Regions from separate parts of the Mus musculus genome. Here regions 2 and 3 are each linked to region 1. The links are chromatin loops, found by intact Hi-C in ENCODE. Cell type or tissue: left cerebral cortex. All regions are shown on one strand. Region 1 has its middle 1.5 kb from the start of Nek6. Region 2 overlaps Psmb7 (proteasome (prosome, macropain) subunit, beta type 7). Region 3 overlaps Nek6 (NIMA (never in mitosis gene a)-related expressed kinase 6).

Region 1 (2,500 bases):
CACCCCCATGAAGGGGATGAAGACAATAAAGGTCTCCCTCAGAGGCCACACCTTCCTGATGACTGGACCAGCAGCAGCAGATCCTAGCTGCTTCTCCACAGAGAGCTCCAGGGAAGGCGCAGAGAGCCAAAATGGTTTCTCTTCCTCTACTGCACAGTGATAATGAAGTAACACAGCATCATCCTGAAAGTCTCCAGGGCAGACATAGAGCCTGCCCCTGAGACCACATTCCCAGTGTGGTTGGCAGTGGGAGGCACAGGCAAGTCTAGTGCACACACAGGGAGGCAGCCATGCTAAATCTGGGAGGCATTTTGCAAGTAAGTACCTCTTTTCAGTGACTCATTTTGGGACTCACTAAAAACTCCTGTGAGTTGAAAACAAAAGTGGCCCTTGCACCTCTCCCTTCTCCCCACCCCTGCAGAAAGATGGGTGTTGCAGGAATGGTGAGGGTCTTGGAGCTGACTAAATTTGATTTTATGTCACAGCATGTCAGCGGGGCCTGCAATCCATCTGTATGGTCCATAGCCAAAGAGAAGGAAGTAGGGGTGCGAAGGAGGAAGGTCGGGAGAAGGGTGGGTTTGTTTCTCCAGCCTATCCCTTGAGACTGAAGATGCCTTATGTAAGCCCCACCCATCCTGTTCCTGCATTATAGTTCACTGGATGTGTGGTGGTATATGAGCTGGGCCCCTAATTCTCTTAACACTTAAAAACGACCGCTTGCCTACAGCCGGACCTCTAAGGTTCATCACTGGCTGTGAGACCTGGGACATGTTGTTTGGCCTTTCTGAGCTTCAGTTTCCTGAAAATGAAGACACTGCATGTGTTTGTGAACTCAGCAAGGCTGGGGAAAGTCCTTTCTAGTGATCTGACGCTGCTCCTTAGCTGTTCTGCCAGGACAGTTTTTACAGCAGAGAACCCAGTCAGAACACAGCAGGCCCCTAACCATACCCTCTCCTCCAAAGACTTCTGCTCCTCAGTAGAGACCTCCACTCTTCATTGCCTCTTAGAAAGCAGCCCTGGTCCTCCTGCCTCCGGCCTGCTTAACCTTATTTATCCTACTGTCTGCTTCCTGGAGAAACTCAGATTTCCTAGAGTGGGCGTTAAGCTTTCATTTTTTAAAACAACAGTTATTCGTGTGTGCCCTCACATGCCACAATCCACAGTGTATGTGTGCACATTAGAGATAACTTGTTGGTGCCAGTTCCCTCCTCTCAGAAGCAGGGACCAGCCTGGCTGCTCTGGGCTGGTGGCCATGCCTTTCTTACTTAGAACAAGGTTGCCTAGCAATAAGCTGCTGAGACCAGAAATCTGTGTCATCTGCTTCCAGTTCAACCACTCACCACCTGGGGGACTTTGCTCACAGGCCTCATTAAAGCCATCTAAGAAATGGGCACATGGGTGGCATGATGCCACCCTCACAATGGCTGAACATCATGAGGCAGGCAGGGGGAGTAATATAGGTTGTGGGCCTGATTACTGTGGACTCAAGTAGACTAGTTAACTGAATACTCAGCAGGTTGCTATCCCGTGCCCAGACATGTACAGCAGATTAATGGACAGATGGCAGGTGCTTGGGCACACAGACAGTCTAGAACACTCAGAAGCAGCAATACCTGTCCCAGCTACGAGCATCCCTTCCTGAGGGGAAGTGGGAGTCACCTTAATTGCTCCCCAGAGAAGCTTGGACATCCTAGTGGGGTTGTTAAGTATGCATAGATGAAGGCAGTTGTTGTTGTTGTTGTTTTGTTTTTTGTTTTTAACATACAACACTTGGTGTGAATTTGGAAGACATGGGGAGGTTAAAGACAATTTGCTGGAGTTCTTTTGTTCCATTGTGTGGGTCTGGAGGATCAAACTCAGGTCATTCCCCCCACCTCCACCCCCACCCCCACCCCCAGGCTCCTGGGTATTTGGCTGGCCCACTTACTCCTAAAAACCTTCTGCACACTGATGCTTGGCTGGCCTGGAGTTCCCAGGAAGGCAGTATCCCCAGGAGATACTGGCACTTTGAGGGCAGGGACTTGGATTTATCCTAGGTGCCTACTTCTGGAACTGTACTGGGCACTATTTGTACACTGTACTATTGTACACACTGATATATATATATATATATATATATATATATATATACATATATACATATATACATATATACATATATATATATATATATATATATATATATATATATATATATATATATATATATATATATATAATATGAATGACAACATCTCATGTAGCCCAGGCTGGCTTGGAATTTGCTATATAGCCAAGAATGAATGAATTTCAGACATTTTTGCCTCAGCCTTCCTAATTCAGAGATTACAGGTGCCCAATTTCCCTAGTGCTGAGATTAGGAAAGCATGCTATCAACTGAACTTCACCTCCTGCTGCACTCTGTGAATGGGTCAATTTCGGTCCTGCGAGGGCTGTGAGAGGAGCAATGTCAGCTGATGAGGAATCCATGGGTGTGGGGAAGGGTCCACGAATTGGTTAC
Region 2 (2,500 bases), 82 kb after region 1:
GCCTAGACTTTTCAAAGTCCTTCATGCCCTTTCTTCACTACAATGTCTTCCATTATATGCTGCCAGTATCTGTCATTTAAAGAAAGACTCAATAAGTTCTGCTGAAGTCTTACTGCTGGGCAGTAATACTTTAGGTTTCAGGGTACACTTATTGTCTGTTACAACTATTTGATGCCAACACCTAACATATAACAGCTACAAACTAAGCATAAACAGGGTGATTATCAGGCCCAAAAATACTTTATTAACAAAAACGGGTGTTAGGTTGGATTTGACTCCTGGACTCAGTTTGCTAAATGATCAAAATATCTTAATGTTGTTGACTCCAGGATAGAATCTTCCCATCCAATAATGGGGGAAGACAAAGCTGCGTTTATAAAGTCAAAGAGTAAGGTAAAACCCCTATGGAAGCCATCTTCTTAGATAACATAGTGGACAAAATCAGCACTGTGAGGCTGAGACAAGCTGATAACAAAATACAATCATATTTCTGGGGAAATGCTGCCAGAGCCAAACCCAAGACCACTTTGCCCTCACAGAATTTGTCTCCACCCAACCTATGAGCTTACAAGTTTACCAAAGTGACTTGCTGTTTCTCCCCAAATTTCCCATATGCCAGGGGAGACACACTAGGACCAAAGACAGAGGTCCCAGAACTTTATCCTCTTGGGATTTTAAGAGTTCAGGCCCATGTGACAGCTCCAAGGCTTGTCAGAGGTCAAAGGCTGAGTAGGAAAGACAATAAAGGTCGCCTCAGCAAGGCTTCAAGGAGAGCTGAAGGCAGGCTGTAAACAAAGGCATCCAGGAAATGAGCAAAGCAGGTAGCAAGGCAGAACATAGGTCCACCAAGCTGCAATCTTTTATGAAACAAGGGCAGGTGTGAGCCAGCCTTTCCTAGCTGTGTGCTGCCGCTGCTTCCCAACAACACAAGGGTACAGACACTTGAGCCCAACAAAACACGCATCTCAGGAACACCACCCCCAACTTCAAGTCCCACACCCGAACTGCCCCAAATTTGGTCTAAGAGCCTTGATGAGCAGATTCAAGGCTTCAAGTTGTGCGAAAAATCTGAGCCAGGTTTGAATACTAGTGACAGTAGTGCCCTCTACAGACCCAGAGGAGGATAGAGACAGCTCTGCAAGAGTGGGAGGGATCTTTACCAAACCAGCAGCCAGACACCTTTGTAAGAGCAGTGAAGCAAGTTATTCTCGTGTGCATCTGCACAGTGCCTTGAGAATTCACCTCACAGAATCATCTAATCAGGAACTGTTTCTGAACAGTCCCACAAAAGCCTTACCAGAAACAAGGAAAGGTGGTATACAGGAGATGCTAGTGGAGACTGCTCCCACACAGAAAGCAAAACCCAATCACCGGCTTAACAAATGCAACCTCATTCCAACTCTGTTTATTAACCAACCTTAGATGTGCATGTGCACGCTCGCTGGGAGTGCCCTGCTTGCTCCCCAGCTCGGGGCTTCCGACCTTCTCCCCCTTCTCTTTTCTCCACTTAACTACCGCCTTTGTCTGTTCTTGTCCCTTTAGCTAGTGCTCTGAGCAAGACACATGGGACAGAAAAAAATAACCAACAGGCAGCACTTAGCACCACAGATCTTAATTCCCAAGGGAGGATGACGCTGAGAGCATGGAAATATATGAGCTGTTGTTACACATGCCTGTCTAGTCTGTATTCATTCACCTGGACAGGAGGTGCTGCAGAGTGCAGGTGACTCTCCCTCTGCTTTGTAAACATTTGCACATGGAAGTAAATCCCAGCAAAAGCACATTTCAAAAAGTACAAAGAATTTGAAATGTATTATGTATAATTTGATCCACTTGTAGAATCATCATGTATACAGACGTGTAAAGGCTTTGACAAATTGAGGAGACATTTAATGCTGCTTCACCAATTCAAGAGAAGATGATTCTTTAAGGACTCCTCCCCCTTGACCCCACCCCCACCCCCCAGTTATGAAATGGAAAACTTCACACTGAGTACCTACCATAACATGTTAAATACAGAATCAGGCACATGGATAATCTCTATCCAGTTTTATTACAATCCCCAAACACCTACGGAGGCTCATACTAATCAGAATGTATGGCCGAGAGGGAGCCCCAAGGCCACACAGCTAGCAAACAGTAAATAGTAAAGCAGGTTTGTGGTAGCCACAAACCGTATCAGCTAAGTAACCTTCTTGGGCTCTGGGCTCTTCACTACTTGGGGACGCCACGGCTGTGTTAAGTTTAAGGATAGGTGCCAATTTCTGTCTGGCTTGCCAAAAAGCAGCTCCTATGGCTGTCACTAGAGAGCAGGGGAGCCTTGTGCTTTCCCTAACACCCTCAGACTACCTGATGAAGGCCTTTCGCCTCTCTACTTTGCACAAGATAATGTTCCCACAATGTCCTGTCAGGAATGCCAGTATCAGTGGCATACCTTCAGGAGACAGAGGTGGGCAAATCTCTGAGTTCAAGGCCAGCCTGGTCTACAGAGTAAGTTCCT
Region 3 (2,500 bases), 69 kb after region 1:
AGGCTTCTTAGCTCATGCCCCTGTGTTACTCCCCTAAGGAGGTGCCCTGTTTTTTTTTTTTTGTTTGTTTAGTTTTGTTTTTTTCAGATCCACAATGTGGGTCTCACTGCAGACCCTTTGCCTCCCTAGTTGTAGAATGCGGCCATCCATGGCTGTTTCCAGATCTGGTAGTTAGCCTGGAGCCAGGGACAGGACTGTTGAATCTTAGTATGCTCAGAATGAGAACATAAGAAGCATAAGCTCTACCCATCTCAGCCCTGGTGGGAGGGTCGGGGGTTCCTGGGAATGGGTCTGGGGAGCACAGGCCACCAGGAAGGGGGTGAAGCTTGGGCCATCTGATGTCTCTATGTTGGTGGCTGCACCTAGGACCCACTACTGGGCATCCCCAAGAGACTCCACTGAACACTGGGCATCTCCCCACAACATTTGAATCCTAATATGCAGGTTGGCAGACAGGTGATCGATTTAGGGTTAGCACTGGAACCCCATCTGTCTTTTGCTTCCCTGGAGCTGATGTGGGGGGATGGGTCTAGCTTGGACTAGTCAACCTGAAGGTCAAAACTCAAAATCTCTTTACAAGGTGCAGAGTTCCTTGCCTTTCTTTTTGAGCCAGGAGCTTGAGATCCTTTAGGGCAGGCACTGCATTTTTCTCGTCTGCAGGGGACGGTGTGGAGCCAAGGCCTGGTAGGACAGAGAAGCGTTACTGCCGAGCTGTGCCCCCGCTGAAAATGAGGCATTTTAAATGCCTGGCTGGAAAGGGCTGCCTAGAATGTCCTTGTAGACTGGTTGGGTGGGCCACCTCCTGGGGCTTGGTAGCCCAGTGTCGGGAAGGCCTATGGGCCTTTCAGGCCAGAGCAGTCAACAGTGGGGCCGGTCGAGCCTTTTTGATACTCTGGGCTTCAGTTTCAGGAATAGTCTTAGTGAACACCTGGCTAGGGCAGGAGATCAGATGGATTCAGAGACTCCTCTGAGAGCATCGCCCATGCGTGCCAGGTGCTGGGGTGAGGGGACAGCTGTTCAGGAGCTTCCAAATACTCTTAATGTGTAAGGTCAGCAAGAATAAGCAATTTTGACTTCATGTTTGTGAGCATGTCCACAGAACTCTCAGGCGTTGGGGGAGAGATGCTGGGCCCGGCAAGAGCCCAGCCTGGGCAAGTCAGCCCCTTGTGTGGGATGGAGTCTCCCTGCCTTGGAGAGGGAAGTACATGAGGCCCTGCGATGGAGGCACCCAGCTCCAGACACTCCGGCCTCTCTGTGAACCCATCAACCAGCTGAGCTGTGCAGCTGGCATTTGCTGCCAGGCTTTAGAAGCCCAACAGCTTGACACATTTCCCTTTTTGCTTTGGCCAACAGGAGGTCTCAGCACTGCTCAGCTTGGGTCCTTATGGAGGGAGTCCCCTTTGACCTATTCTCATGTATACTGTCCCTAGTCCAGATGGCTTATCATTTTCTTTCTTCATCCTCTGTTGTGTATTTTCAGAAACTGCTTCCTGTCCCCTTAAAGTCACAAGTGTCTCTAAACATAAACAAATACAGGCCAGTCTGCCTGAGAGAAGAGCTCTGTGCATCCCCCAGGGCCGATGGAAGATGACAGCTGGCTCCCTCTGTTCCTGCCAGCCCTGGTCCCTGTCCAAGCCTTTGTTACAGCTCCTTAGTGGCAAACGCAGCCCAGTCTTGGTCTGCACCAAGCCCACGACCATAGCCTCGATGGATTCCCAGCCAAGCAGGCTGTTCTAAGTCCTACACACATACCTGAGGAGGTGGCTTCCAGCGTGGCGGCAGGGCTCAGCTTAGTCAGTTGATCTAGTTGTTGGCAGTGTGTCGCTGAGTGCCTTGTAGCTATGCAGGAGCAAAAGGCAGTGGGAAGCCAAATAAATCAATCAGTCCTCTAGGAATATTCGCCCACAAGGACAGGACAAAAGGCAGCCATGGCCATTCATGGGCTGCCCTCAAGGGTGACAGTGGGCTCTGTTGAAACTGGCACCCCTCTGCACCCCTGCAGTGCATCAGGGAAAGAAGTGTATATTTTCCCAGCAGACAAGGAGGGGCCTCATCTGGGCCCAGCACTGGGTAATTGGCAAGAGGTGTCCTGCAGTCATGGCTGCCACCTCCCTGAGACCACCTGTGGTGTCTTCTCCTGATATCAGCTTAAAGAGCTAGGACAAAACTCTCTCCTCCCCCCACCACTGCCTTTTCTGCTTCCTGCTTAACTTAAACCATTGAGAATTCATGTGGACCCCGTGGAACATACGCCATGCCAACATGATCTGGGGCAGGAAGTGTGTAAGATCAGAAATAATCCCCTTGACATCCTTTCTTGAACCCCGAGGACTGGCTGAAGCCCCTGTGCACTTTCCCTGTGGAGGAGGTGGAGTGGCCAATGAAGCTGAAGGCTCACTTGGTACCAGCCCCTTGCAGTGGGGACGGAAACCCAGCAAGCCAGTGGGCTGGAGAAAGCTGCTTTGGAATTCTGGCTTAAACAGTAGAATGGCCCAGAAAG

What was found. A loop is a pair of places that touch in the nucleus more often than their neighbours do. Peaks named below come from ENCODE experiments on the same cell type or tissue, not always from the same donor. Only the 100,000 strongest peaks of a DNase experiment are listed, where the experiment ranks them.
Region 2: it touches region 1 in a loop (2.7-fold over the local background); 4 of 42 quality-filtered maps call a loop at or near these places.
Region 3: it touches region 1 in a loop (2.0-fold over the local background); 4 of 42 quality-filtered maps call a loop at or near these places.

Annotation. Positions count from the first base shown.
Region 1 is chr2:38,508,974-38,511,473 of GRCm38, forward strand. It overlaps a transcript of Nek6 not described here. Among named protein-coding and RNA genes, the nearest start is that of Nek6, 1.5 kb to the right of the region's middle. In left cerebral cortex, a CTCF peak has its summit at 1,355; DNase peaks (open chromatin) are centred at 257, 886 and 1,294; H3K4me3 peaks cover 238 bases; H3K27ac peaks cover 1,356 bases.
Region 2 is chr2:38,591,161-38,593,660 of GRCm38, forward strand. All of the region lies in intron 6 of Psmb7 (proteasome (prosome, macropain) subunit, beta type 7), which reads right to left. Among named protein-coding and RNA genes, the nearest start is that of Psmb7, 51 kb to the right of the region's middle. In left cerebral cortex, a CTCF peak has its summit at 1,113 (motif pointing left); a DNase peak (open chromatin) is centred at 1,109.
Region 3 is chr2:38,577,693-38,580,192 of GRCm38, forward strand. The region is part of intron 8 of Nek6 (NIMA (never in mitosis gene a)-related expressed kinase 6); the gene reads left to right. Among named protein-coding and RNA genes, the nearest start is that of Gm35808, 46 kb to the left of the region's middle. In left cerebral cortex, no CTCF peak of the experiment used is centred here; DNase peaks (open chromatin) are centred at 1,290 and 1,724.